Regions from separate parts of the Homo sapiens genome. Here all the other regions are linked to region 6. Evidence: chromatin loops called from intact Hi-C (ENCODE). Cell type or tissue: heart right ventricle. All regions are shown on one strand. Region 1 overlaps DOCK9 (dedicator of cytokinesis 9). Region 2 holds the start of DOCK9 (dedicator of cytokinesis 9). Region 3 overlaps DOCK9 (dedicator of cytokinesis 9). Region 4 overlaps DOCK9 (dedicator of cytokinesis 9). Region 5 overlaps DOCK9 (dedicator of cytokinesis 9). Region 6 has its middle 53 kb from the start of DOCK9-DT. Region 7 overlaps DOCK9 (dedicator of cytokinesis 9).

Evidence for each region. A loop is a pair of places that touch in the nucleus more often than their neighbours do. Peaks named below come from ENCODE experiments on the same cell type or tissue, not always from the same donor. Only the 100,000 strongest peaks of a DNase experiment are listed, where the experiment ranks them.
Region 1: it touches region 6 in a loop (2.7-fold over the local background); 43 of 110 quality-filtered maps call a loop at or near these places.
Region 2: it touches region 6 in a loop (2.9-fold over the local background); 27 of 110 quality-filtered maps call a loop at or near these places.
Region 3: a loop joins it to region 6, with 2.4 times the contacts of the local background. A loop is called at or near these places in 27 of 110 quality-filtered maps.
Region 4: it touches region 6 in a loop (10-fold over the local background); 67 of 110 quality-filtered maps call a loop at or near these places.
Region 5: a loop joins it to region 6, with 2.7 times the contacts of the local background. A loop is called at or near these places in 12 of 110 quality-filtered maps.
Region 7: it touches region 6 in a loop (3.0-fold over the local background); 39 of 110 quality-filtered maps call a loop at or near these places.

Annotation. Positions count from the first base shown.
Region 1 is chr13:98,880,400-98,884,399 of GRCh38, reverse strand. It overlaps DOCK9 (dedicator of cytokinesis 9), which reads left to right. Exons shown (of 53, transcript NM_001366683.2): 22 at 501-587; 23 at 1,269-1,358; 24 at 2,393-2,508; 25 at 2,773-2,842; 26 at 3,728-3,853. Among named protein-coding and RNA genes, the nearest start is that of DOCK9-AS1, 50 kb to the right of the region's middle. In heart right ventricle, no CTCF peak of the experiment used is centred here; no DNase peak of the experiment used is centred here.
Region 2 is chr13:98,975,900-98,979,899 of GRCh38, reverse strand. It overlaps DOCK9 (dedicator of cytokinesis 9), which reads left to right and starts at 1,836. Exons shown (of 53, transcript NM_001366683.2): 1 at 1,836-2,116. The coding sequence starts at 1,991. In heart right ventricle, a CTCF peak has its summit at 1,797; a DNase peak (open chromatin) is centred at 1,839; H3K4me3 peaks cover 2,872 bases; H3K27ac peaks cover 3,888 bases.
Region 3 is chr13:98,867,770-98,871,769 of GRCh38, reverse strand. DOCK9 (dedicator of cytokinesis 9) reads left to right here. Exons shown (of 53, transcript NM_001366683.2): 28 at 3,393-3,539; 29 at 3,759-3,842. Among named protein-coding and RNA genes, the nearest start is that of DOCK9-AS1, 38 kb to the right of the region's middle. In heart right ventricle, CTCF peaks have their summits at 2,011 and 2,212 (motif pointing left); no DNase peak of the experiment used is centred here; H3K27ac peaks cover 440 bases.
Region 4 is chr13:98,838,718-98,842,717 of GRCh38, reverse strand. All of the region lies in intron 38 of DOCK9 (dedicator of cytokinesis 9), which reads left to right. Among named protein-coding and RNA genes, the nearest start is that of DOCK9-AS1, 8.6 kb to the right of the region's middle. In heart right ventricle, CTCF peaks have their summits at 2,222 and 2,425 (motif pointing left); a DNase peak (open chromatin) is centred at 2,407.
Region 5 is chr13:98,908,874-98,912,873 of GRCh38, reverse strand. All of the region lies in intron 9 of DOCK9 (dedicator of cytokinesis 9), which reads left to right. Among named protein-coding and RNA genes, the nearest start is that of DOCK9, 67 kb to the left of the region's middle. In heart right ventricle, no CTCF peak of the experiment used is centred here; a DNase peak (open chromatin) is centred at 2,130; H3K27ac peaks cover 3,906 bases.
Region 6 is chr13:99,032,081-99,036,080 of GRCh38, reverse strand. It overlaps a transcript of DOCK9 not described here. Among named protein-coding and RNA genes, the nearest start is that of DOCK9-DT, 53 kb to the left of the region's middle. In heart right ventricle, CTCF peaks have their summits at 1,862 and 2,062 (motif pointing right); no DNase peak of the experiment used is centred here; H3K27ac peaks cover 449 bases.
Region 7 is chr13:98,890,141-98,894,140 of GRCh38, reverse strand. All of the region lies in intron 15 of DOCK9 (dedicator of cytokinesis 9), which reads left to right. Among named protein-coding and RNA genes, the nearest start is that of DOCK9-AS1, 60 kb to the right of the region's middle. In heart right ventricle, no CTCF peak of the experiment used is centred here; no DNase peak of the experiment used is centred here; H3K27ac peaks cover 1,096 bases.

The DNA of each region.
Region 1 (4,000 bases), 150 kb after region 6:
TTCATATTATAGACAAATAGTTAAATTTTCCCAAAGAAGAATAAATTGTATAATTGAGCATGACAGAGAAATGGAGGTTTCAAAAGTTGAAATTAGTGTGAGCAGACGATTGACCCTTTGCCTGTGCCAGGCCTGCATATTATGCTGTTTGCTTTATCTGGCACCTTTTACTGGCTTCTTCAGAATCCTGAGCTCAAGTTGGGTTCAGATGCTGGTGTAATAGGATTCTTTCCCTCTCAAATGAACAATAACTCACACAGCTGCAAAGAAACAGAAAAGATAACTTAGAAAATCCAGTAATAAAAGCACTGTACTTTGGGGGAAGAAAGGGGGCAGAAATGTGTATCAGCTGCATTCCTGCCATGGGCCCGGCACAGTCGCCAAGTCACTAAAGTTCTCTGGGCCCTCTTTCAGTCCCTCATCATTACCCTCATTGATGATCATGTTAGAGCCAAAATAACTAATCTGTAGGGATATTGTTTCTTCCATATTTTTTTTAGCATTATGGTCCGGAAATTAAATGGGTAGATGGAGGCAAGCCACTGCTGAAAATTTCCACTCATCTGGTTTCTACAGTGTATACTCAGGTATGTGCTCCTTCAACAAAATTAGCAGTTGCTGCCCTGTGACAAAGTTTGCACCATTTTGCAAGAAGAAAAAAATCCTAATGTGTTATATTACTATATTTTTACTCTATAGATCTTTTTCTAAAGAAAGAAAGTACAACTGAAGTGCTTATATGTATTCATATAAATGACTAGTACAAGCATCATTTTGCAACAGATTTCCCCTTTCATTGGAGGATCTTCTTGATGTTATTTGTACACGATCAATTTTTAGTCTTAATAAGATGAGGCTGGGTGTGGTGGCTCACACCTGTAATCCTAGCATTTTGGAGGCCAAGGTGGGCAGATCACTTTAGCCCAGGGGTTTGAGACCAGCCTGGCCAACATGGCAAAACCTTGTCTCTACAAAAATACAAAAATTATCCAGGCATGGTGATGTGTGCCTGTAGTCCCAGCTACCTAGGAGGCTAGGGTAGGGGGATTGCAAGAGGCTGGGAGGTCAAGGCCGCAGTGAGCCATGGTCATGTCACTGCACCCCAGCCAGGGCGACAGAGCAAGACTCTGTCTCAAAAAAAACAGCAACAACAACAACAACAACAACAACATACAGCAAAAAAGCATGCTGCAAGAAACAAATGCTTCTATTTCCACAGCGTGTATTCTAATAGACTTTCTTCTTCTTTTCCTTTTTCCCTACCTCAGGATCAGCATTTACATAATTTTTTCCAGTACTGTCAGAAAACCGAATCTGGAGCCCAAGCCTTAGGAAACGAACTTGTAAAGTACCTTAAGGTATCACATGGCTTTCTTAGTATCCCCTTTTAAGTGAGTTTGGAGTAGGTTGGGTTTTCTCTTTGGTGGTGAGTGGTGTTCTCACCCCTTGGAAGCTCTTACCTGGATGTCTCACATCAGTAGCTTCTATGAGGTTTAGATAGTGGTAAGAAGTGGACCTAGGAACGGCACTACTCCTGCCTGTGTCCTAGTCCCATGTATCCTTTGCTCAAGGCAGGATCTCTAAAACATACTGTTTCTCACGCATGGAAAACCCCTCACTTGAGACGGACCTCCCTGGGTACCGAGCACAGTGATGGGCACAGAAGCAGAGACTTCGGTCCTCACCCTTAGGGAACTTCTAGTTCATTGTAGGAGATACTATAAACTTGGTGACTGCATGCTAGGCAGACAAATCAAATAAAGAAATAATGCACAGAACCAGTCCCAGCTTTGTGCAAGGGGTTCCTGGCGTGTCTAAGCAGCAAGAGCCAGGCAGGGTTTGTCTAGGAGAGCTTCATCCAGAACGTGGCTGTGGGGAGCATTTTGGAAAGGGGAAATAGCTAAAAGGGCATGGGGACAAAACAAGAAATGTGAGAAATGGAATAGAAATTTGTTTGGTTTAACAAGGAAAATGGAATACATATCCACATAAACAATGAAGTTTTTATATGTGATTGCTTGCGGCCCCTCCCTCCATCTCAAAGACAGCCACACAGCATCTCTCTGACCCTGCTTCCTCTGTCCCAGCTCCCTCTGACTCCTCTCCCCTTCTGTCTCCCTCTTCTGGTTTATGGCCCTTTGCGATTCCATGGGCACACCTGGATAATCCCTATCATAAGGCCTGACTAGCAGCCTTACCTCCCCTGGGCCATGTGATGTATTCACATGTGCTGAGGACTAAGACACAGACGCCTCTGGGGACATTCTGCCCACCACAGCCTTCCCTTTGTTTTAGAGGGAGTTCTTCCATCCTTGTTTGGAAGAGTGGAAGTTACTTTAGGCTGGTTTACTTTTAGAAGGATAACATGAACTGTGCCATTCTGTGTCCGTAGAGTCTGCATGCGATGGAAGGCCACGTGATGATCGCCTTCTTGCCCACTATCCTAAACCAGCTGTTCCGAGTCCTCACCAGAGCCACACAGGAAGAAGTCGCGGTTAACGTGACTCGGTAAGGGAGGTGGATGGATGCTCTTCCTCACTTCTAGTCTGTCCACATCTGGAGCATAGTCATGCATAGCTGGGATGCTACTGTGTGCTGAACATTACATTTAAGAAATGTCTTTGATCCCATGTGTAAGGACCCCATCTAATTCCTTGTCTCCTTGTTTCCTAAGTGCTGATAGCATCATCATTGTTCTACTACTGCTGTGATAATAATGAAATGTTTCCATTTTTACATATTCTTTGCTTTATTCACTCCTGTGGTGTGTAGGGTCATTATTCATGTGGTTGCCCAGTGCCATGAGGAAGGATTGGAGAGCCACTTGAGGTCATATGTTAAGGTATGTAAAACACACTGTTCTGATCACTTACATCTGTGGCTCTCCAGTTTTCCTTCTAAGGACTTATTTTTTCACAAGCCTGGTTATTTGAGGATGTGCTTGTAACGTATGCTTTCTCTTCTATTTCTCATAGCCAATGCTTGTACCTGAATAGGGGAGGTACGAAGAGGGACAGCCATTCACTAATTTACTTAATTCCATTCCTTCAATTATGTTTCTTTTAATGGGTTTTCCAAATAATATGACTCAATGTGGAAGTTTAAAGAAGAATTTTAAGTTGTTCTTGGCTAGGCCTCTGCTAACGTTAGTTGTCTTCCTTTTTTTTTTTCTTTCCATCTAAACTTTCCAGCAAAACTGCTCCTCCCAGATAGGAAGGTTAGCTCTGGCTACAGTCAAATTAGATGACTCTGTGGGACAGCAAGAGATGTTGTTAGGATAAACATCAACAAGTTATTTATTTATATACAACATCCAGTAAGTAGAGTGGCAGTTACTATTCTAAACAGATGCACATATTCTGTTTACTATTAAATACCTTTGTAAATTACAACTATGTGATAATTTAAAAAGTAAAGTTCTGGTCCTTTAGGGTATCAGTCATACATTGTTGTGCCACACATTCCTTGAAGCCCCTGGCACAGGTGGAGTTACGGGCTGGCTGGTCACTGATTTGACCGGGTCAGATGACTCACATATTTTCTTGAAGACATCCTGGACTCCTTTTTATCACATGACACTCACCCTTCCCATCTTTGTATCCACACCTTCCTCTCCCACAAATGATATTGTAGCTCAGTCCCTGATCTCCATTCTTGGGAGTCTCTCAAGCTTTCAGCCCACATTGGAGAGCCAGTGCATTAAAGTCTCTTTCTCTTTTCTTCAAAGTACGCGTATAAGGCTGAGCCATATGTTGCCTCTGAATACAAGACAGTGCATGAAGAACTGACCAAATCCATGACCACGATTCTCAAGCCTTCTGCCGATTTCCTCACCAGCAACAAACTACTGAAGGTATGTCAGGAGAGTCAGTGTGGCTCTGATTGAAACTGATTAACAGGAATTCACTCCACAGCCTGATCAATACAGCCTTTCTGAGTGCTCTTAGAGACAAACACCACTCCCTAAAAAGGGGTAGTGTTCTCTGATACCAACTTTTCT
Region 2 (4,000 bases), 56 kb after region 6:
TGGGCTGTCCTTTACTAAGGCTCAGTTAGTCTGTTTTGTGCTTGTGGCTTCATCCTTTCTTTGATTTGTAGGACATTCCTAAGTTTTTACTTTACTATAATTTCGACTCTATAGGTAAGTGAGAGTTTTTTCTTACTGGGTTTTTTCTGTTGTAACTTTACAAAGAAAGATTTTTAAAATTTATAGATAATATTATTTTGGAACACAGATTTGGTAGGGGGACTTCTATTAACCCTGAAAGACTACCCAAGGTTGAGAGATTGGGTAGTTTAAAAAAAATTATAGAAGCCATTAATTTATTTGATGGACTCATTGATCCTTTGAGATCGTTACATAATTGATATTCACACTCAGAAGGGTTCCTGGTGTTCAAGTGGCAGAGACCCAGCTTCAGCTTCACTCTTGAAGTAGAGCAGCTGCAGCAGGTGCTAGGAGAGGGAGGCGGCTGTGCGAGGACTGGGTGGCATCTCAGTTCTCCCCACTGCCTCCTCTGAGCCCTCCTGGCTGCGTTCCTTTGTCTGGAAAGTGGGAGACTTTTACCTGTGACTTGTATAATAGTTTATGTTATTTCCCTGGGTAGAGTTCCTCTGGCACCTATTGTTGCTACATGATAACTACTCTCGTTGTTGACTGACTGAATACTGCTGCTGCTGCTGCCGCCGCTGCTGCTACTACTACTACTACTACTACTACTACTACTACTACTACTACTACTACTATTGCTGCTGCTACTGCTGTTACTGCTACTGCTACGGCTGCTGCTGCTGCTGCTGCTTGTTGTCTACTGTTACTAAATCTTCCCTGATGTCCAGGAAATACTCAGAGTAACTAGGAAAAGCTCTGCGGTATCCATGAAGTACAGAGTAATATTTGATCCCCCCTTTAATGTTCATTTCTACATAACTTTTAGACAAATCCCTTAATACCTCTGTTTTAATTTTTCCCAAGAGGTAAAAAAGACTCCACTGTTAAATGTGAGGAAATAATAAAAATACAGACTTTTAGGAACACATATTTTGGGTGCTACTAAACCACCATTGAACCGTAGGTTGGTGATCCAGCTATTTTCCCGTGCTTTTGTGCATCTCTCTCTTAATTTTATTAATTTGTCATTTATGATGTCTGCTCTTCTTGCCTTCCCAGCTAGATGTGAAGTTCTTTGAAGGGAGAGATACTCTACCTTATACTTTTAGTATGATCCTCTCAGCACCTAGTACTGGGGGTACCTTCTGATACCCACACATCTGGACTTAAAGTAATATTCTGTTTAATAAATGCATTTACTATGATATGTGGTATCCCATGAAAATGTTTTGATGACCTCATCTTTCTGGCATCAAATAGTACATAAATTAAGTGTTTCATGCTGTGGTCTGTCATGCGGGGTGAAACTCATTTCCTCCACCTGTATCCACGAGGTGCAGGCTATGGGAACATACTTGCTGGTAGCTCTTCCCTGCTTTAATCATCAGCCAGGCATTTGGTTTTTAACCATAACACAAATGAAAGCATTCCAAAACTGGAAGAATTTTAGAACAAGCAGACAACCTTGCTGTCTCTTAAGCTCCACGAGCTTCAGATTTAAGGTAATTATGAAGGAGTCTAACTGTGACTGGTTTTCTTTTAAACACTGCAGTATTTTGATTCCGATTGATTTGGCCCACGCTGTGTGGAACAGACACAATAAAGCCGGTCTTTATCAGAGAGGCAGTACACTGTGTATTGTTCAGCTTGGAGTTTGTTTTCCTTTGGCCAGCAAGTAGGAGCCTCCCCTTTTGCATGGAGTAGTAACACCCCTGGAGGCTGGCCTTTGCTGTCATGCCTTCCCACCCCACAGGCTCTGCAGACCCAGCCAGCGGGGCTGACCACTTGTGCCTGGGAAGCCAGTTTCCTTTCCTTCCTTGGACCACTGGCATGCCTGTGCCTTGCACGGCCAGGGACTCGCAGCTGTTCCAGTTGCAGACTTTCTGACTTGCGTTTTCAGCCGAGAATGCAGGCTGATAAATGCAGGACAAGTAGTAGAAGTGTCAAAAAGGAACTGGTGATTGAGTCCCCCCTGCAATACAAGGATGCAGCTCAGGGCGAAGTGGAAGCAGAGAGCCCGGGCCCTGTGCCGGTAAGAGGGTCTCGTACAAAGTGTTGCTGTGTCTACCCAATGCTGGGTTCTTATTGTGCGTGTGGACGGGGTTGACGCCTGTTGCCTGTCTTTGATTTCAAAACTTGCTCTGCTTGTCCCTTGTGAACTCCACTCTTTCCCTGTAATATGACTTCGATTCCCCTTTGATTCTTCTTTGTGAAGAAAGAAATGTTGACATTTTGTGGGTGAATATGGTTTCTGGGAGGTTTCTTTGTATGGGACAATTATGTATTGTTCACAATTATGTCCCACCTAGCTGCAGTGTTTGCAAATGTAAACCCAGGAAGCATATTTTAATTGCAACTATAGGGTTGAAAAAAGATGTGCTTTGCAAAATTAAAACCTTTTCTACGTTATTTATGCTATTGAGAAAATGAGGCAGGTCCCATTGGGGGTTTTAAGGAACATAACTGTTGGAAATATTACATAGTTTAGAAAGGATAAAATCACATATGTTCTTCTCACTCATTTTACCAGGAGGTTTGCCTTGAATAAAGTAGGGAAGAACCTAAACTGTGAACCAGCTGATAGAAACGTTTCTGTTCTTAACATCAGCTAAACTCTCAGCATTTGTCTAAAGCCAAGTGCTTTGGTGGACTTTGGAGGGGAGGAATGTGAAAAATGGTTGTGTTGTTATCATCAGTGAGTAGGTTGTGCTTCTCTCGGAATTTCTTCAGTACAATAAAGGCACATAATTTTTTAAGCAAGCTGCACAAAACCACCAACATGCCCTGCAGAGGGGGGACAATTGAGCCTTTCAAATTATCTGCTAAAGAGATTGTTAAACTGATATGTAGTGATTTTATTTAGTGATTTTTTTTTTTCTTTAACGTGGAGGTTCAGTTGATGTTACCATGAAGTGTTTGCTTACTAATTTACTTAATTTTCAATTAATGTCTAAGAATCTGAACTTAAACTTTCCTATAACAGATTTGATTTGAACTGAGTTGCTTTCTTTGTGACTCGTGAGACTGCCCTATATTTTATTGCCTTCAAAACTATATTGCTAACCCTGAACTGAAAAGTTAGTAAAATATCATGGTCTTTTTCACTGCAGATTTTCATCTTAGAGATTTAGGTTTCTTTTCTTCACCCTCTGCTACATTGTTTAGAAATGTAATTCATTGTTCTGGATTCCTTGCTGCCAATATAATAGCCCACTTCTCTGTTGGGTTGCTCACAGGCTGTATGGATTTCACTGCTTAAAGCAGCTGATGTAACTTAGGATTTCTTGGAGGAAGTTGTGTGGTTTAGGTTCCCTTGTGAATATTCTTAAAAATCTTCTGTCAGTGATTCTCCAGCTGTGTAGAAATATTTGTCTACAGGACTGAATACACTGTAGAAAGATGCTATGCAATTTTTTTTTTTTAAGCACACAAGTGACTTCTTAAACTTACTTCTCTTTCTAGTGCTCAAGAAATTTGCCATTTATGTCCTAGCTATTTGTTTAGGTAAATCTCACTCCAGGCAGTTCCTCTGGGGGTCTTTTTCCACTGCAATGGATAAAGCTGTGCTGGCTACAGCTGCATTTGGTGGGAACACTTGTCAGGGCCCAGCAGCTTGTGGCAGTGTGATCTCAGCTCTGCGCACCTGCAGAGAGGGGTGAGGGAGTGAGGAAGCCAACAGTGATACCAGAAGTTTTTTCTTATCGGGCAGTGTTTCTCTTCTTCCAGCAGGGTAAACAAGATAAGAAGAGCTAATGTCAGATCAGGGAAGCAAGGATATTTCAGCAGGGCCTTTGCCGAGGGCAGATCTCTTACCTGTGGCTGTTGCTGCCCACTGGCAAACAAGAGTTCAACAGACTGCTGGAAAGGCAACTTGTTTCTCAAGATGATTTTTCAGAAGGAGGCAGACACCATTGTG
Region 3 (4,000 bases), 160 kb after region 6:
AAGGGATGCTGCAGTGCAGCGCAGCACACGGCAAGAGATCCTCCAGCAGGACGTGGCAGGGAGTTGAGGTTGGTTTGGCTGAGAAGTCCCTTAGTGTCTCAGCGTCCTCTTCTCCAAGCCTCTATCAGGTACTCACTACCTGAGCATCATCTTAGATTTTCCTCTTCTGTTTCAGTTTATAGTAATCTCCATAAAAACATTCTATTGCTTAGGTCTTCATTACCTTGAAATGTGTATGATACCTCGTAAAAAGACTTTAGTTTGTTTTATTGACAATTAGGACTCTTAACAACAGCTATTTGCCACTGCAGGGAGAACTTCATTTCAGCCTTCACAGGCATGAGTTGTCATTGCCTAGTCACTGAACAGCACTAATGATGGGTTGGTATGTAAATTATCCATCATTCTTCTCCATGTATTCTTTCTTTTTAATACAAACATTTTACTATATTTTCTAATAAGTGCAGAAGTAGAGGGATTAGCCTCCCCACTTGTCAATGTTCTACTGCCCTTGCTTGATACATACCCACCCTCACATTTTTACCTTGTAGTATTTTAAGCCGTTCCCAGCTATTTTCTCACTCCATCTTAGACACTTTTAGCATGTCATCTCTAACAGATAAGCCTTTAAAAAAGATATAACTACCAACATCACACCACACAAAATTAGCAAAACGTCTTTATTATCATCTAACACCCAGTCTATATTCAGTTTTCCCCAGGTGTCTCAAAAATGTCATCCTATAGTTGGGTTTGTCTGCTTCCGGATCTAAACAAAGTTCACACCTTGCATTTAGTTGCTGTGTTTCTGAGGTTTCTTTGATTCTTAAACTGTTCTCTTTTCATCTGTTTGGACTTTTTTTTTTTTTTTGGCAACATATTTGTTGAAGAAAGTGGGTCATTTGTCCAGCAGAATTCCCCACAGTTTAGATTTGGCTGATGGTAGCCTCACCGTGTTACATACGTGGTTCTCTGCCCCGTGTTCCCTGTGAACTTGTGGTTGGATCTAGAGACTTAATTTGATTCAGGTTTGATTTTTTTTCTGGCAAGGATACCTCATAGCTGTTACTATTGCATCACATCAGGAGGCATATATACCCAGCTGTTCTACTTTTAGTTATAATAATGTTGATTAATAGGTTTACATGGTGCCCACTCAACCTGTCCATGATAGAGTTCTCCATCTACTTTTCCTGGTTTTAGCAGCCATTGACTCAGCCCCATTGTGAAGGCCACAAGCATTTCTTGGGATACCTCTTTTTCAGGAGTGGCCAGCTTGGGTAGTTAGCAGTCATGCCGGGGGTTAGAGTTGGCCTTGCCTGCGGTCTTGGAAATTGGTCATCTATTGATGCTGTCATCTCAGGATATAGAGTTATTGGTGGCACATATGCAACAAAATCCCTTTGGAATTTCACATTTTGCCATTCTGTTTTTTAAAGTTGGTGAGCTTCACATTTTTGTTACTGATCCTTTCCTCATTGGATTCTTGACTCTATGTAAGGTTATAAACATTTCCTCGTTATTGGTTTGAGAATTGAAATTGTTATAAAGCTGGTATTTCAAATATTCCTAATAGGTTCTGGCATTTAATGCATAATATAATGCCTGCTGTCATGTCAGAAATGTCTAGGTTGCAGTTCCCAGTTTTAGAAAATACTATTTGTTTGATATTGGGACATTGGTTTGGCTGCTCAAAAACAGGCCATAATAATAGTGGTTTAAATTCGACAGAAGGTTCATTTCTCTCTTGGACAATCATGAGTTGGTAGGCAGTTTGGAGAACAGGGCAGCTAGTTCCCCAAGATCATTCAGTGACTCAAGCTCCTCCAATCCAGTTATCCAGCCTGCGATGTTCACCTCATCCACGTGGCTGAGAAGCTGGCTCACTGCCACAGCACAGTCCAGGCAGTGGCACAGGAAGGAACAAGGGAGGCCAGCGGCTCCTTTTAGGAGCATGGCCTAAACAAGGCACGCATCCCTTCCATAATTTGGTCATGTGGCTCATACCTAGTGGTAAGTTAGACTGGAAAATATAGTCTGGCTGGGCAGCCATGTGTCCCTGTAAAACCATTACTCTTCAGTTACTAAAAGGAGGAAGACAAGGACAGTTTTATTAAAGGTCAGTTAGTACTTTTTAGTGAGCTCTCTAAGCCTCAGTTTTCCTGTCTGTAAAATGGGGATGAAAATACCCCCCTCTTGTGGCTGTTAGAATTAAATGCATGAATGGATCAATGTAATGGAGCATCCTTCCTACTTCAGGCTCTCAGTAAATTATTCTGTTTATAGACACAGGGGAAGTGCAGCTTCATGTAACAGAAAATGCCCAAGTTTTGGATTCTGTGGTAGACCTGGGTCTGAATCGTTGTTGTTAGTTGTGTGACTGAGGACACATGTACCTAACCTCTCTGACCCTTTAACAAATGAGGATTAAACTTATAGGGGTATTACAAGAATTGAATGAAAAAGTACATACAAATATGTAGTGCAGTGTCTGACATGTAGAAGATATACATAAGTGTTAGCTAATTGCTAAGTAATCTGAGTGTAATTTTGTAGGTTCCTGTTGGGGAAAGATTACTGTGTAAAGTTGATTGTGAGAAGACTGCTGCCAAGCAGTTTTAACTAATCATGCACGGTCATCAAAATCCGTATTTTCAGTTTGAATATTTGGAGCTTAAATGTAAGCCAGTGCTTTCTAAAGAGATCTCTGAGAGGTACAGGCATCAGAATCATCAAAGATGCTCAGTAAAAATGCAGGTTCTTGCCCCTTCTCCCTGCACCCGCTGCCAGGCTCCTGAATCAGAATCTTTGGGAATGGATGCAGAAGCTCCACCTTTTTACAAACACTTTTTAGGTGATCTTTATTACGCTGAAGTTTGAGGTTCCAGTTTTAATCCACAGCACTTATTTGAAGTATTTGAACACTTTCACAGTACTTTGAAAGAAGGAGGGTTAATTCATTTTTTCCAATTTCAGATAAACAAGACTAGGACTCTGAGGTTTTATGGGGTTTTTTGAGACTGGGCCTTGCTTTGTCACCCTGGCTGGAGTACAGTGGCTGATCTTGGCTCACTGCAGCCTCAGACTGCTGGGCTCCAGCAATCCTACCACCTCAGCCTCCTGAGTAACTGGGACTACAGGTGCATACCACCACACCCACCTAATTATTGTACAGATGGAATCTTGCTATGTTGCCTGGGCTGGTCTTAAACCCCTGGGCTCAAGTGATCCTCCCAACTTGGCTTCCCAAAGTGCTGGGGTTACAAGTGTGAGCCACAGCACCCAGCTAGAAACTCTGGGTTTTTTAAGATGGACTCAGGGATGAGATATTTTTTCCTCCCAAATGATTGCAACTTAATAAATAATAAATGTTTGCTCTGAATTCTTTTTAGTTGCTGCGAAACCAGAGATTTCCTGCATCCTATCATCATGCAGTGGAAACCGTTGTAAATATGCTGATGCCACACATCACTCAGAAGTTTCGAGATAATCCAGAGGCATCTAAGAACGCGAATCATAGCCTTGCTGTCTTCATCAAGGTGGGGACCTCCAGGGAAGAGGATATCAGTTATGGGACAAAGATGTGCTTTTTACCAGCTGTCTAGCAGGGTGACTAGAATAGAGTAGGTGCTCTGGCAATGTTGATGGCATGTTTTTTATGTCAGTGGATAAACTTATTAGCAATAAATGCTGCTTTGAATCCAAATTTCCGAAATGTTTGGACCTGAAATAACTTTTTTGCTTGTTTTCCTCCACAGAGATGTTTCACCTTCATGGACAGGGGCTTTGTCTTCAAGCAGATCAACAACTACATTAGCTGTTTTGCTCCTGGAGACCCAAAGGTAGTGCGGGGGTTGTTACTGGTAACAGAAGTCACCATGTAGCCTTTCTCTGGTAGAATTATCTTTTTCCTTTTTTTTTTTTAAAGCTCTGCCTTACTAATTTTTTTATTGTATTGAGCCTGTGTCTGTAATTATAAGCTACCTGAAGTCCTTCATTG
Region 4 (4,000 bases), 190 kb after region 6:
AGTGATAGCACAAAACCACAAAGAGAGGGTACACTGTAGGTACATGAACATGCATATGTGTATATATGTGCATGTCTATAAACCACATTATGAGGTGAAAACTTAGTGAAATGTGTTTGAAAATAAGTGGTGCATTTGCAAAATATATATAAAATAACACTATGTTTACTTTGATGTCGTGTTGTTCTAGGAATACATCAAGTTCATTTGCATAATTCATATTTTCCACTGGTATAATGCAGGGAACACCAGCCAAGAGGTAGCAGCATGAAAAGAAAATCTGGATTTCATATAATTTGATCTAAAAGGCAGTTAAAGATTACTGGGTCAAGTTGCAGATAATATTTCAGATCAGAATCAGAAAGTATTTTCTAACTGAACTGGCCTTGAGTGGCATGTGCTGAGCTGCCTGTGAAGTTCATGTGGACACCTGCAGCTGGAGCTGTGCAAACAGACTGGAGGAGGCCCAGCTGGGGTATTGTCCAGGTCACTTAAGCATGCCATGAGGAGTTGGATGGCGTGGCTTGTCAGGCCCCATTTAACTCCGAAATGTCTTTGTTACCTAAAGCACAAGCAGGAAAATGAATATAGGTGATCATTAAATTCCTTTACTGTACATCATATTGAATTAATATGAAAAATACAGAGAATGTAGACATCTCTGAGTTAAAATATTTTCCAAAAGTTTTAAAGCATGGATAATATATCTTTAAAATTGGATAAAATGTGCTTGGATGCTTTAAACATATACTCAAAATAGTAAATAAATGTTTGTGGCCAGGCATGGTGGCTCATGCCTGTAATCTCAGCACTTTGGGAGGCTGAGACAGGCAGATCACTTGAAGTCAGGAGTTCGAAACCAGCCTGGACAACATGGTGAAACCCCGTCTCTACTAAAAACAAATAATAATAATAATAATAATGCAGAAAAATCTGGGCATGGTGGTGCATGCCTGTAATCCCAGCTACTCAGGAGGTTGAGGCAGGAGAATTGCTTGAACCCAGGAGGTGGAGGTTACAGTGAGCCGAGATCATGCCGCTGCACTCCAGCCTGGGTGACAAAGCGAGACTTCGTCTCCAAAAAAAAAAAAAAAAAAAAAATTTTGTTCATAAACAAGACACTTATTTCCTTGATTCTGAGATATGTTTCCTTGATTCTGAGGCACATTTTTGCACACTTTCTAGTATTTCCAAAGTTGGGTATATCTTACACATTACACTGGATATGGTAGTCTGTCATTGATTGGTATTTCTTGCAATTGATGGGGTCTCAGAGGTGAGCAGGTCTGATACAGTGTATGTTTAAAGTCAGTCATTTGTAATATCCTTACAGAGGATTTTAAGATGTGTGGTATGTTTAAACCAAGTATTTTCACTTGGGGCCTTTACTTCATATGAGGTCCCACTTTCAGATGCAACTCAACATTAGGTTTAAAAAAGACACAGGGAAGAGAAAGCTGATGGTATGACGCCTACCTCCTGAAGCATAAACTCTTAGATTACAGCCCGTGTCTCCACAAGGCATTCTGAGCATATTTGTTTTTTTTGTCTGTGGATCAAAGGGCAGATATCAAATGATATAAATTTTACCTTGGGGTATCACTATTTATTCTATTCTCTACTCTTTGCCAGTCTGTGAGGAAAACCTCTTTAGCAATAAAAATTGGATGGAAATGAATAATAGATTGTGTAGATATTGATCAGTTTGATATTTTGCAAAAATGTTTGAACTCAATAAAACCATATGCCATGAGTTAATAGGTATCTAGGAGACTAGGTCTTCTACATTTGGAGAGTTCTTTCAGCAAGAAAATTCCTTGTTATTTGGTATTTATATTTTCTCATAAGACTTACTGTGTTTCTGGATTCATGTTATGGGCTAGAGGGGAAAAAAGTCAAAATACGAACAAGAATTTTGGTTGCATAAAGAGTGAAGGTGGCTATCAACATGGAAGTGCCCCCTATAGGAATACGTCTCTGACCTACTCTTCTATCCCAAATGTCCTCTGGTATTCAGAAAAGGCATGTGGCCTCAGGCTTCTGTCCTGCCCACCACATTACCTCTGATGTCATGGTGGTGGGGAGGGAGGAGGTTCGCCGATGTGTCAGCATTATTCATTTGAACTATGCAGGTAACGTGAGTTTGTAGAACAGGGTTAGGTTAATTCAGTGTAGACAAATTTCATCTGTGGCCCCAGAGTATTTGAAAGATTTGGGGGCTTTAGAATAAGTCTTGTCAGAATGACAACAGAATGAAAATTGTATAAATTTGAGCAGTGAATCCGAAGGACCGTAAAGCATCCCGGGGCATGTGTGTCAGAGATAGCACGTCCCTGCAGAAGTCCTGCAGCTCTGTCCCTGAAGAGCCTGGCTGGAGCGAATCAGTGCAGGGCCCCAGGCACCACGGCCCCCTAGTGGAAATCAGTGTGCTTCACACCGCACTCCTTACTTGCCCGGGTCAAAAGCTGCTTAATCAGCTTTCAAAACATTGCCAACCCTTAGTTTAAATAATTTCTCTGCCTCTTCTTGGATTTACTAGCTCAGCTTCATTTTCCTGTGTTGGTCTATACCATGGTGATTGTTGATTCAAGTCCTCCTCCTGCACAGCTCTGTTCCAGGCCTTGAGACAGTCTCAGTCTCTGTGACTGGTTCAGCCTCTCTATGCTGCCAATTATTTTTAGGGATTTAAAAAAATAGCTCTAGCTCAGGAATCCTGCTGATTTTTTAGATGAAACAGTTGGAGGAAAAGCAAAGCATAACAATATGTGGCTAAAAGGACCATTTCTTTTAGATTCCTGTATGACTCAGGCAAGCGTACCGATGTCTGTATGAATCTGACTCTAAAGGAGAGTAGATGGTGTAATAACATTTCCCAGTACCATGTTTCCATATGTGTATACATAATTATATAATAACTTAATTAGCATAGTCCATTGATGGTATGTTTTAAAACAGCACATGGCCAAATTCTAATTTTTAATTGTTGCAGGCTTTCAGCCAGGAGTAGTTAAATTCTATGGGAGTTCTTCAGGCCATCTCATTGGTAATCATCACCTAGATGCACTTCACCTGTTGGTGATCTAGACCAAGAAAAGGACAGTTCTTTGCAGAGAAAGGAATTAAAATAAAGCCAGTTCCTTGTTAAAATTGAACCCAGACAAAAACTCATTCGGGGCAAATGGCAGCCCTCAGGAAAGGATCCCTTGGACCTGTATGATCATTTTGGTTGGTCTGATAACAGGTGTTGTATTTCTTGTGTGTGCCCTCTTACCACAGTATGTGATCACTTTAACAGTCATCATCGACCTGTTTGTTTTCCTCTTTCATTGTCTCTGTATCTTACCAAACAACCTCGCTGAATAAAGTCATGCCTTGGATTACCATCATGGCAGTACAAGTAACATTAGTACCCCAACATATCCACCTTTATTTTCTCTGGGAGATTTCGTACCCCAAAAGCAAAAAATGAAATAGAACTAGCATGGTGCGAGATGTGTTACAGATCCTCACTAAATTTGGAGAGACGTTGGCTGTGCTGCAGAGTGGAAGTGATGTGATCCACAACAGGATCTCAGCACCACCTTTGTAAAAGCAAAGCAGCATTGGATAAAAGCACACAACAGCATTTCTATCATATTTTAAAAAGCACTTCTGTAGCTTTTAAAGCTCTTCTGTAGCCTTTTAAAAACCACTCTATAATTCTGACATTTGAGTCAGAATGATGTCATGCTAGTTACTTGATTTTCTCCCAATAATATGTACTATGATACAGTGACCTGGATAAGGAATTTGGAGTGTAGATTCTGTTTTTTTCCCATTACTGGTCTCAAGAACATTCCCTAGGTTTTCTGTACTTCATTTTCTTGATCTATGTACAAAATGTCCTCCTCTCTGGAGTATTAGGAAAATTACTTAAGTAATGAGGCGTCGCTTTAATTTTGCTCCTTGGAGAAAGACATTACATGGTGTTTTATTATATTGCCATCTTTCTTTGTAATCT
Region 5 (4,000 bases), 120 kb after region 6:
TTTAGTTTGTTGCAGCAGGTAATATATGTGATGCCATCTAGAATTCAGAAAGTAACCTTCTGCACTTACTGGGTGAACGGAATGGATACCTAGGAGAAGATTCATGTTATTTGAGCCTAATGTTGATTAATTAAAAATCTATGCTTTTTCCTATGAGGATATACAGGAACGGTCCCCTCCTTCTCTTACTACCCAGCCAATATAATTCAGTATTGTTTGATCCCAAGACCTAGGGAGATTTTTTAAGATATACATATATTTAATATAAATGTATACATTTATGTATATATACTTTTTTATAAGTATAATTGTATATTTTGTCATTTAAAATATTTGGAACTATTTTTAAACTATGGGTTACAAGTTAGGTTAAGCCATTTTAGTTGGTGAAATCAGTTTGATTTCAACCCCTGCTTCTTTTTGTTTTGTTTCTATTTAGTTTTTTATTCTTTTTATTGAGGTATAATTTGCAATAGCAGAATGCTCAAACATGAATTGTAGAGCTCACTGGAGTTCGCATTTGTACACTGATATAAGCAGCCCTCAGGCTAGCTTGTACCTGAGACCCTCTTTATTTTGACCTCCATCACCGTAGATTAGTTTTGACTTTTCTAGACCTTCCTGTGAATGGACTTATACATGTACTCTTTGTGTCAGGCTTATTTAGCTAAACATGTGATTCACTTTAAGAAGTTTTTTTTAGGTCGGGCATAGTGGCTCATGCCTGTAATCCCAGCACTTTGGGAGGCTGAGGTGAGCGGATCTTTTGAGGTTAGGAGTTCAAGACCAGCCTTGCCAACATGGTATAAAACCCTGTCTCTACTAGAAATACAAAAATTAGCTAGGCGTGGTGGCAGGTGCCTGTAATCCCAGCTACTTGGGAGGCTGAGGCAGGAGAATCATTTGAACCTGGAAGGCAGAGATTGCAGTGAGCTGAGATCATGCCACTGCACTCTAGCCTGGGTGACAGAGCAAGACTGTGTCTCAAAAAAAAAAAAAGTGTTTTTTTAATGTAATAGAATTGAATGGAGAATATGAAAGTACACTGCCCTTAATAATGACATTATTTTTTATATAAAATACTGTCATTATTATTTTGGTGGCACCTGCCACCATGCCTAGCTAATTTTTGTATTTCTAGTAGAGACAGGGTTTTATACCATGTTGGCGAGGCTGGTCTTGAACTCCTAACCTCAAAAGATCCACCCACCTCAGCCTCCCAAAGTGCTGAGATTACAGGCATGAGCCACTACGCCCGACCTGAAAAAAAACTTTTTAAAGTGAATTACATAATTTTTTACATAAAATAATGTCATTATTAAGGGCAATGTACTATTTATACATATAGTGTGTATGTGTGTCTTGCATAGTGATATAAAAGATATTTGTTTTTCTTAGTGTGCTATTATGTATATTTATTTACTTTCATTGGTATATAATGTACCTATTTTGGGAGTTCATGTGATACTTTGATATCTGTATACAATGTGTGATGATCAAATCAGGATAATTGGGATAGCCATCACCTCAAACATTTATCTTTGTGTTGGGAATTTGAAACATTTCTTACCAGGAGTCATGGTCAAAACCTGAAAAATGAATCCTTGTTAGAGGCTTTTACTCTTTCCCCCTGGCTTTCAGGTGTTTTACAAATACTTTTATTTAGGAAGGTAGAAAGGTGGAAAGTAATTTTTTGAAGGGGAAAAGAATGAAGAAAATGGAGATGAGTTATTCACTCAGCACATGGGTATCTGTGGGCTTTGCCTTTTAAAGCCCAGCTTGGTGTCAGTGTGAGCAGCCCAGGCAGTAAGGGGAGACCTGTGTTCCCCATCCCCAGCCTTGAGCAAAAATGCAGTTTTGGCTGTTTATCATCCCCCTTCAGGGTGTCTGAACTATTTGCACCGGTTGAGAAGGCAAAGAAGTTGACCTGATAACTGTTGGTCATCCCATTAGGAAGGATGGATTCCATGGTTACAGAATCAGAGACTGAAGTATGCAGAGGGAGGGGTGGGGAGAGAGAACTGTGCAAGGAGTTTACCCAGGGTATGAAGAGGTAAAGAGGTCAGTATCAGGGAAGGAAGGTGCAAGAAAGGGTCAGGCTGGGAGGCTGGGCCACAGTTCAGTAAGATTACAAAGAAGGGCCTAGAACAATGAGGGCAGGCAGAAGGTGGCTGAAGGTGTAATTTCATGGCAGGTTCCTTTTCTAATCAGCTCCTCTAACCTCCTTCATCCTGTTGCCCCGGCTTTTGTTTTCCACTGTGACTAAGACATAGCCAAACAGGATATGACCGACAGGAAGTTGTTTCAGTGCAAAAATAACTGATGTCTCATTCTGGAATATTATGGAAGGGCTCATTACTTACAGTGTGAGTGATGTAAACCCAGGTTTTCAGAATATTTTGTATAATCTTGGAGCTTATGTTTGTACATTTAGTACTGAACATCTGTATTGTTTTCTTATTAGAGAACACACTGTATTTACCCTAAAACTGGTTCTTTTCCTCCTATTGTCTATTATGGAACCAAACAATTTTTATTGTAAATGTAACAGTGTGTAGCATCAGTCTTATAAATATTTTAGTTTGATACACAAACCGTAGTTCAAGTTAGTTAATTGATTTCTTCCCTAGAAAGTCAAGGAGTAACATAATCAGGTTATAAACTTCATTACTAGTTATTTAATAATTTATTTCTCTGGTTACATTTATATCTTAGGTGACATCAGAACATATATGTCACCTCCTTAAAGATAGTGTGAAGAAAACCCACCTTATGTTTTCTTCCACAGCTTTTCTGTTTGTGAGCTTTTATTTTTGTACTCAAAGAATAGCATCCAACTTTTACTTTGGTTTCCCCATGTGGTTCTGAAAGAGAAGTAGAATTTCTTCTAAATCCGGAATTGCTCACATCCTTTTACCTTTTAACTTTGTTTTAAGCAAATGAACTTATTGTTCCAGGTAAATCTTCCACAGTTGCATGCAGGGGAAAGTATGATGTCTCAGACTTTATAGTCTCATGGAGATGGAGTGAGGATCAAGGGCCATGCTCAGCAGAACTTGTCAGGACCCAGCAGTTTCACGGACACCTTTTCTTAATTTTTAAACCAAGTCTATAATAAGTGCTTTCTTCCCTAGATTCCAATCCAGAAAACAATATCATTGCACTATTATACAAAGGAGCTGGCTAGGCTTGTGTCTGTGGGGTCAGCTGGTGTTGCATTTCTGGGCCTCCTTTGTGAAGAGGATGAACTGATGGTCCTGAGAAGTTAGGTGTCTTGGAAGTAGTGGAAATAAATCATGATAACTCTTTAAATTAAAGATTATATATTTTGGCCTCAAAACATTTTGCAAAGTCCTCCTATTCCAACCCAATCTGTTTAAATGACCCAACATTCAACACATTGTTTCTGATAATTCATCCTCAGAATAAGATGCTGTTGGCCATAATCTTTGTCTCTAGATTGTTTTATCTACTCGCAAATAAATTTAAGACACAGAGTATGCCTAAAGCCTACAGCAGACTTTCTGGAAACTCTTGAATGTTTGGTCCATAACTACTTCTTAAGACAAAGAAGAAAACCTTGTCAGGGTGTGTCATTAGTGCTTGAATGTAGGGTTTACAGGATGGGGTGGGGTGGGGGAATCGCCCTTGGTTTAGATGAATCATTCTTTTCCTTGTCTTCTCAGCAAACACCAGTTTCTACAGAGAACAGCTCTGCCATTGTGCATTTTCTGTCTCCATTTTCCTCTCATTCTCCTCTCCACGAAACCCAGAGTAGTCAGTGGGCTTTGGGCAGGAAAGTGGCAACAGGGTGTCTGGGGAAAAGCCAGTTGGCTCTTCTTACCATCACAATATAGACTGACCACAGGTTATTTTAAGAGCAGAGCTGGTTTCCATCACTCTGAGAAGTGCTCAACTACAGACTTTGGGATGATATTTGTTATAGCTGTATTTTCTCCACTCTTAGATTGTGAAAGTACATATTACAAGTATTTATTTT
Region 6 (4,000 bases):
GAGGCTTAAAAGTCCAAAATTGCGAGGCTAGGGTAGGCAGGCAGGCAGGCTTGGAAGGCTGACAAGCTGGAGACCCAGAGAAGAGCTGATGTTGCAATTGGAGTTCAAAGTGAGTCTGTTGTCCGAATTTCTTCTTCCACAGGAAAGGTCGGTCCTTTTCTTAAGGTCTTCAACTGCTTGGATGAGGCCCTCCCAGATTATGGAGGGCAATCTGTTTTACTCAGTCTATTGATTTAATGTTAATCTCATCTAAAAATTACCTTCGCAGAAGTATCCACATGTATTTGACCAAATATCTGGGTACTGTGGCCTAGCCAAGTTGACACATAAAAGAAAGCATCACAGTTAGGATATACTTTAACAAAGATCAAAAAACAATGCCTTATAAAGGATGGAAGTTAGGTTTACTCTTAGTCCAAGTGTAAACAGTTCAGGGTTGATTGATGACTCTACCATTTTGGGGTCCCAGGCTCCTTCTATCTTGTTGCTCTGCCATTTTCCACATAGTACTTCCTTGTAGCAGAAAAGGGAGATGGTATGGGAATGGTGTACTCCTTCCCATTTAAGTGCATGACTTTAAAATTGCACGTATCACTTAACACGTCCCATTAGCTTTAACTTTAACCATCCCATTAACTGGAACCCAATCCAGTAGACACACTTCAGTGCAAGAGAGACTGAGAAATGTAGTTTTTGGCTGGGTAGCCAGAGGCCCACCAGCACTGCTATTACTATATCAAAAGGGAAGGATAGATGTTGGGGTGAGGGAGGTATTCATCAGTCTCTGATAGTGTTCATTCATGTTTTGTGTTGCATTACATTTGATTGGAGTTCAGAATGTTTACTAATATTAAATCTGCTCATTCAAATTTGAGAGATTGAGAGTTGTGACACAACTTAAGTTTCATAATTAATGTTATTGAATTTGATCTTTCTTCTGCATCTTAAAGCACGTGTCTTGAGCAAACCTGCACATGAAAGTTGACATACCAAATGGGAAGCTGAGACAGAAGACAGAAACACAGATTCAGAAACCCACCTTGTTAAGACTGTTCCACTTCATTCTTTAGGAAGTAGGTGACTGTGAAAGTTTTGGAGCAGTGTTAGAATATGACAGATTGGGGTAATGGGAAGATAATCCGGTGGTTCCACATTGATTGCTGGATGACATCCAAATGCATCCATATGGCTTACAAGGAACTGCCTGTCTGTTTCACCTCAACTCCTGGCATCCACCTTTACTGCCTGTGTTCTGGCCACACCGAATCACAGTTCCTTCACTGTTCCTTATTATTACGCATCTCTATGTCTTCTAACAACTCTGCTCACCATTTTTGTTACCTTTTTAAAATAGAAATTTGAAGATTAAGGAAAACAGATAAAGGGCCCTTAAATTGGAGCCTACTCAGGTCCACCTATCTGTCTCTGCTGTTCGTTGAGTGCTGCGGTGTTTCAGGAATGTGTTAGGTGCATTCTTTTTGTCACCTCTCCATCCTCATGGCACCCCTGAGGGGTGTGCCATTATCCATGTTTTGCAGATGAGGAGCTGAGGCAGAAGTTTAATGATTGACTCAAGGTTACAACAGTCAGAAACTGACAGAACCAGGAATTTTGGCTGACTTCTGAGCCTGGGTTTTTCCCACCACATATTGTTCTCTTTGGAAAGAAGGTCTTAGGCTTAAGATGATTAGTAAACACAGTATATCAAGGGGCTGTGGAATCTCTGGGAGCTTCAGCTTCAGTTTGGAGTTACACCTCTTGGGTGTGCTACTGGAGAGCTGTTACCTCAGTGACTTGTGATGTGACCTGCTTTGCCGACTCTGTACTTATGTTGGGGGAAACTGGGGAAATGAGGGAGGAAGCAAATTTGGAATATGGTTTTAACCAGTTGGAATGAATTCATCCTTGACTCCTGAAAGCTTGTAATCTTCATAATCTCTTTTCTAGTGTTGCTATTTTGGATATGAGGTATGGGATAGCAGATGAATGCTTTAGGGTTGTGTGAGCTGAACAGTATTAAAAATGTGCTTTTCTCTCATCCTGAGGATCTTCCATTAATCCACTAGATGGAGCAGCTGGTTTGAATATATTTCATGATTAGAAGTTGGAAGAAAAGACATGGTGTTCATATCAGAGCCATGTCACAGACCCCCTGAAGTTGGCCAGGCATTTTGATCTCTATTTTTTCCTCTCTAAATATAAAACTTTTATTTACTCAGCACATCTATATGTAGGGAGCATTTGAGGTTCTTCTGGGACCTGACAGAAAACCATCATGGTAGAGTAGAAAGAATTCTAATCTGAAGTCTGGGGATGTGAGAGTAGAAGTCCTAGTTCAGACACTTTAGTTCTCTGTGACTTTGGTCTTTAACCGTCTTTAAGCCTCAGTGTCCTCACTTTTATCACTGTTGCAATAGGTGAGATGTGAGATGTGCCTTCTACAGGTTAGGTATATTGGGCCTCTGTGCCATCCCTTTAGACCACCTGCGCGATCAAAGATGCACGAGCTTCCATTTTGCCTGACTTGAAACTGCACTCGCTGACAGTGTCTACAACATGGAAAATCCATCCCACTGAAGACTGGAGGGTTTGTTGACGGCATTAGTTCATTTGCCTTTGTGATACTTCCGTCACCCACGGGCATTCCCGCTCATGCATGAACCCCTCCTTGGGGCAGTAGTTTCATTCCCTCACAAATGGTTTATCCTATTTTAGGGCAACACTGGTTATTAGAGTTTTTACTTATTGGTCCTGGTTGATCCTTCCAGAGCAGCCCATATCTTGTAATCTTATCTGTCTTTCATATTCAGATTTTCTGTTTTAGAACTAAGGTGGAATATTTGTTTTTTGCCTTCTCTACTACTGGTCCTGCCTGAATGATATGCTATATAAGAAATTAGACATGTTATCAAAATGCTTTTTAGTTTTTAGTTCTCAACTGATAGATAGGAAGGTGGCTATGTATGTTTAAATCTGCTACCTGTACTCAGATGTCTTAAAACATCATATGTCCTAGAATTTTAAGGTTTCATAACAAGGAACTATTCTTTAACAGTTGTTGACACATTTGTTCCTAAAAGCCAATGATGTCTTACTTAGACTACTGGAATCTGCTCCTAAGTGTTTAATGAAGTGAAATTAAAACTTCCATTTTTAGGTAGCTTTGAACTATGGGAATGTGTAACCTCACTACTCCTGATTTCTGTTAATTTTTAATTAAATACACATCTGCTAAATTAAAGACTTTCACATAGGTTGACATTCTTGTTGTTTGCCAAATACAAGAGTTTGTGATATTTGGAAACAGACTCTTCAAGTATTCCTTTTAAACTATACAGATTTTGTATTTCAAGTGGAAAGCTACAAAACACCAACTCTGTTTTAATTTGTCATATAAATTAATAAATTTATGTCATGTAAATTAATAAATTTATGTCATGTAAATTAATAAATTTATGTCATATAAATTAATAAATTTATAGTACTTCCCCTTTCAGTTGAGGAAGAGGACCTAGCCTCAGCCTTATCTTTCCCAAAGAGGGGTTTTAGGGGTGCGTATATTTGAATGAATTTTGGAATCAGGTTTTTTTTTTTTTTTGAGATGGTGTCTCACTCTGTTGCCCAGGCTGAAGTGTGGAGTGCAGTGGTGTGATCTCAGCTCACTGCAGCCTCCACCTACTGGGTTCAAGCAATTCGCCTGCCTCTGCCTCCCAAGATGCTGGGACTACAGGCACACGCCGCCACTTCTGGCTAATTTTTTTTTTGTATTTTTAGTAGAGACAGGGTTTCACTATGTTGCCCAGGCTGGTTTCGAACTCCTGAGCTTAGACAATCGGCCTGCCTAGGCCTCCCAAAGTGCTAGGATTACAGGCGTGAGCCACCGCACCCAGCCTGGAATCAGTTTTAACAGTGTATAATCTCATTGGCACTCCTTGGACTGAAGCCACTTAGCATTAAAATGTACCTTGATCTCCTGGTGACCTCCAGTGACCCACATTGA
Region 7 (4,000 bases), 140 kb after region 6:
CATGGTCCTGTCTTCAGTGGAGGCTGGGGAGTGGGGCTTCACATGGTCACTAATTTGAAAGTGATGGGAGCAGAAAGCCTGTGGCCAGGCAGAAAGGAGCCCAGGGAAAACCAAGTGTGAGTTCTCTTCTGCACACCACTTCTTCATGCATGTGCTCAGCAGGAGGGCATTGGTGTGAAGGGTGTGCTCCAGGTGGCCAGTTAGAGACCCAGAAACCTGAAAACAGGGATCCGATGGTGACAGCATAGAAGACACAGCAGGATAAGTGAGGCCACGCTCCTCAATAAGTATTCAAAGAAACTTTGGTGCCCACTCCCCGTATTCTTCACAACAGAGTTAGGGGACGTGGAGGATTCCTTTTTCATTTTTTAAAAATCTTTGCATTGCTATTTTTCTTTCCTCTGTATATTTTACAGGAAATAATCTCATGTCAGTGGCCTGGGCACCGGCTTGGATCCAAAGCTATTGTTTCTACCCCCATGATTGTCTCAAAATGTTATTTAATAATGCATGAAAAAAATTTCTTCACGCTGTCTCAGTCTTAACAAAACAGCTGCCAAAGCTCATAAGCCACTTTCCTTTTTCCCTTGCAATAATTACCCAGGGATATGTTCCAAGATTTAGTAAGAAAGCGATTCTGTCCGATAGATGATATTGCTAACATTTTATAAGAAGAGAGACTTGGTACTTTGTATTTGATTTGTTCATGGTGGTATCTCATGGATAAGATGGTATCTCATCTTTTCCAACTTCTGCAGGAAATGCGAAGACATGAAGGCAAAGTATAAAAATAGAACGTTTTCTTTAAAACGTAGACCTTTTTAATGGTACTACGTTGGATAGTTTAGGTAATAATACTACTAAAGTTTTTGCGTATGCAGCTTAATGTGTCTGTGTTTATTTGTACACTCATCTTCTTTGCATCCAGGTTTTACAGTCTTACCCCGATTTCGCTCTGGTTACACTGCACTCAAGCCAAGTAGGGCTGCTTGACTTTCTCTAAACCCACTGGGGACTTCCCTCTGCCATGCTTTTCTCTCTGCCCAAATTGTGTCCCCTTCCTGCCTCATCAAGCAGCACATAAATCACAAACACATGCAGCATACACACTTCCCCTTTTCCTTTGTCTTTCTCAGGGAACTCTACTCATCTTTCAAAGCCCAGTCTGTGGCTCACTTCTGTGCTGGGAGTCCTGGAGGCGGTTACTTGGCTTCTCTGCCTGAGCCGCCTCCTCTTTTTAAGGGTGGATAATAACAGCCCCTGCCCCCTAAAACCGTGGTGGGGAATAAATGCAAAAGGCATTAAGGTGATTTCTCCCACCATGAATACTGATCTCATCCCGTGTTCCCTCTCGATAGATCTAGATACTCTGCCTTCTGGTAGAGGTTTGTACATACTCTGTGAAAGTGATTGCCCTCATATGCCGTAAGTAGCTTACAGTGTCTACTGGACTTTTGGCTTCTTGAGGAAAGAAATTATGTCTTGTTTGCATTCCTCCATGGTCCTGAGTACATACATTGCAGCATATCCTAAGCACTTGATAAATGCTTATTGAATTTTCTTCTTAGACATAAACTCAGTGGTTTTTGTTGAAACAAAAATATCTCAAATTTCTTTCAATCATATATAGTTGTTTTTTTTTAAGTGACACCAAAGCTTTTAGGGAATATTTCCTTTCACAAAACACAGTTAGAAGATTAAACTCACCACCAATAGCAGTCCAAACATACCTGTATTGCCAGCTAATCATTTTAACGAGCCAATACAGGAAGTCAGGAAGGGAAGACCGGCTGCAGAAACACTTAGATAAGGACCCCAAATCTGTTGGCATGGGAGGACTGCTAGTTGATGATACCATTCCCATTTCCTCTGTGGGAATTGTTGAGTCAGCAGAAATGGATGGGCAGTGGGAAGGGAAAATTTTCCTAAGAGAGAGTTTGAGCCTCACTTCTACATTCACACAGAGACAGGAGCAGTTCCCAGAGGCCAGGCATCCTGCAAGTGTCTGTATTGCATGCTTACTTAATTCGTGTAATTTTAAGATGAGTTTTCATGTTCAAGGATTATTTTATAAATTTTGCATAGAATATAGGTACTCTTTAGCAAAACAAAGCAAAAAAACCAAAACTATTCTCAGTCATGAAAGAATTCAGTTTGTGTAACACGCACACAACCACCACTTTGGAAGTGCATAAAAAGGCAGTAAAATCTTTATTGCCTGTGAGTGTTTGATGTCTAATAAACCAGATTCAACATAAACCATAAACTTTTGAAATGGGTTTGAGATTGGGTTTTTAAAAACTTAAAGCTGGCAAAAAAAAAAACAACTTTTAAAAGCCCATGTGCTACATAATATGGAACTAAACTCAGAAATGTGCTTGGAAACACATGGAAAGAACGTCTTTACAGAAGCAGCAACTAGAAGTAAAATCTCTCAGCAGAGGGAGGAAATAGAATAAGAAATAACTATAGTTAGGCACAGAAGGACACAATACACTATAGGAAGATTTCCAGTGAAGATCATTTAATTAAAATATGTTGCTTAGAAACGTATTTTAATTGTGTTCCACCTCTCTCAAAAATTTATATGTGGAGGATGTTGGAGTGATCTTAAAAATGGTGATGAAGATGCCTGTTCATTCATAGGTGGAAATAATTAGGAGGGGGTGAAATCCATTACCCTTGCATACTTACTTATATTTAAAAGTATAATTTGTAATAAACAGAGTATTTCTAACTCAAAGCAGATACAACTTCATAGGTGTCTCTACAATTTTGTGGAGTGCAGTGTCTTGTGATATGTTGTGGTGTTGAATTCCTCCACTGAAGAGGTGAGCAAGGCACCGTATGTCAAGAAAATTGATACCTTCATAAAACCCCCTGTCTGAAGGTTGATGCCCCTGAAGAGTTCTATGTGAAGCTGAGAGAGGCTCCACAAGCTATCATCGTAGGAGTGCCCAGAGCTTGGGAGATGCTGGGTCAAAAGCTCTCAGGAAATGACTGACCCTTGAGGGGAGGCTGCTGCCCCTCCTCCCACCAACAGGAAAGGATCTTGTGTGTGTGAAGCAGCTCACACCGCAGGCACAGGGGCAAACTGTAGGGGAGTGCTTGGCTGTACCTGGAGAGCTCTTGGCCAGACATCTTTTCAACGGAAGGCGGAACATGTGAAAAATCATTGACTTGCCTTCCTGACCATTACCTCTTTCAGGAACTGTTCATTTAAACTCAGATGTAAACAGAAGACAAGTGGAAATGAGAGGGAGGGACCCTGAGAGAAAGAGATTTAGCAGCTTAGAGCTGGCGATGGGCCACGATGGATCTTCTCAACATCGTCTCTAGTCTTAAGGATGCAGGAATTTAGAAATTTTAGGGAAGTCCTAATTCAGGTGACAAATATTCCAAGATGTACTGAGGAGTGACACGTGAGGCTGCTTAATAGTCAGCAGTCATGTCCAAAGAATCTGCAAAATTGTAGGTAGGAACTTTTCAAAAATGGGAACAAAACCAAATGCTGAATCTGCCAGTCCCTGTGCTTTGGTGATCTTTGGCAATGTTCTAAAGGAGATCTGAAACAGGTGGCGTAGGAAGGACTGTGAGGCGGCATTGTGTTTCCTAAGACTAAGTCATATCGTGTTGAACTAGTCATCCTAACTGCATTTCTTCTCTCTTTGTAACTGCGCCGCTAAGCTTGTGTAGTAGAGGAGTGCAAAGGCTTCAGCAGAATGTATTTACCACGTGTGGGTGCTGTGGTAGCCTGTGAATGAGTCAAAGAAGCGCTGCACACGTGAGTGGGCAGTTGTTCAACTGCTGGAAAAACCAGATGCTAGGGAGGGTGATGAATGAGCTAGTGTCAGTCTGGAAATGGGCCTCCAGAGACTTGGGAAGGAGCCTGTTCTTGGCAATATACTGTGCAGTATCTTTATCAATGACTTTTATGAGACTATAACATGCTGATTAAATATTTTTATGACATAAAGCTATTAGGAATATCTAATGCAGT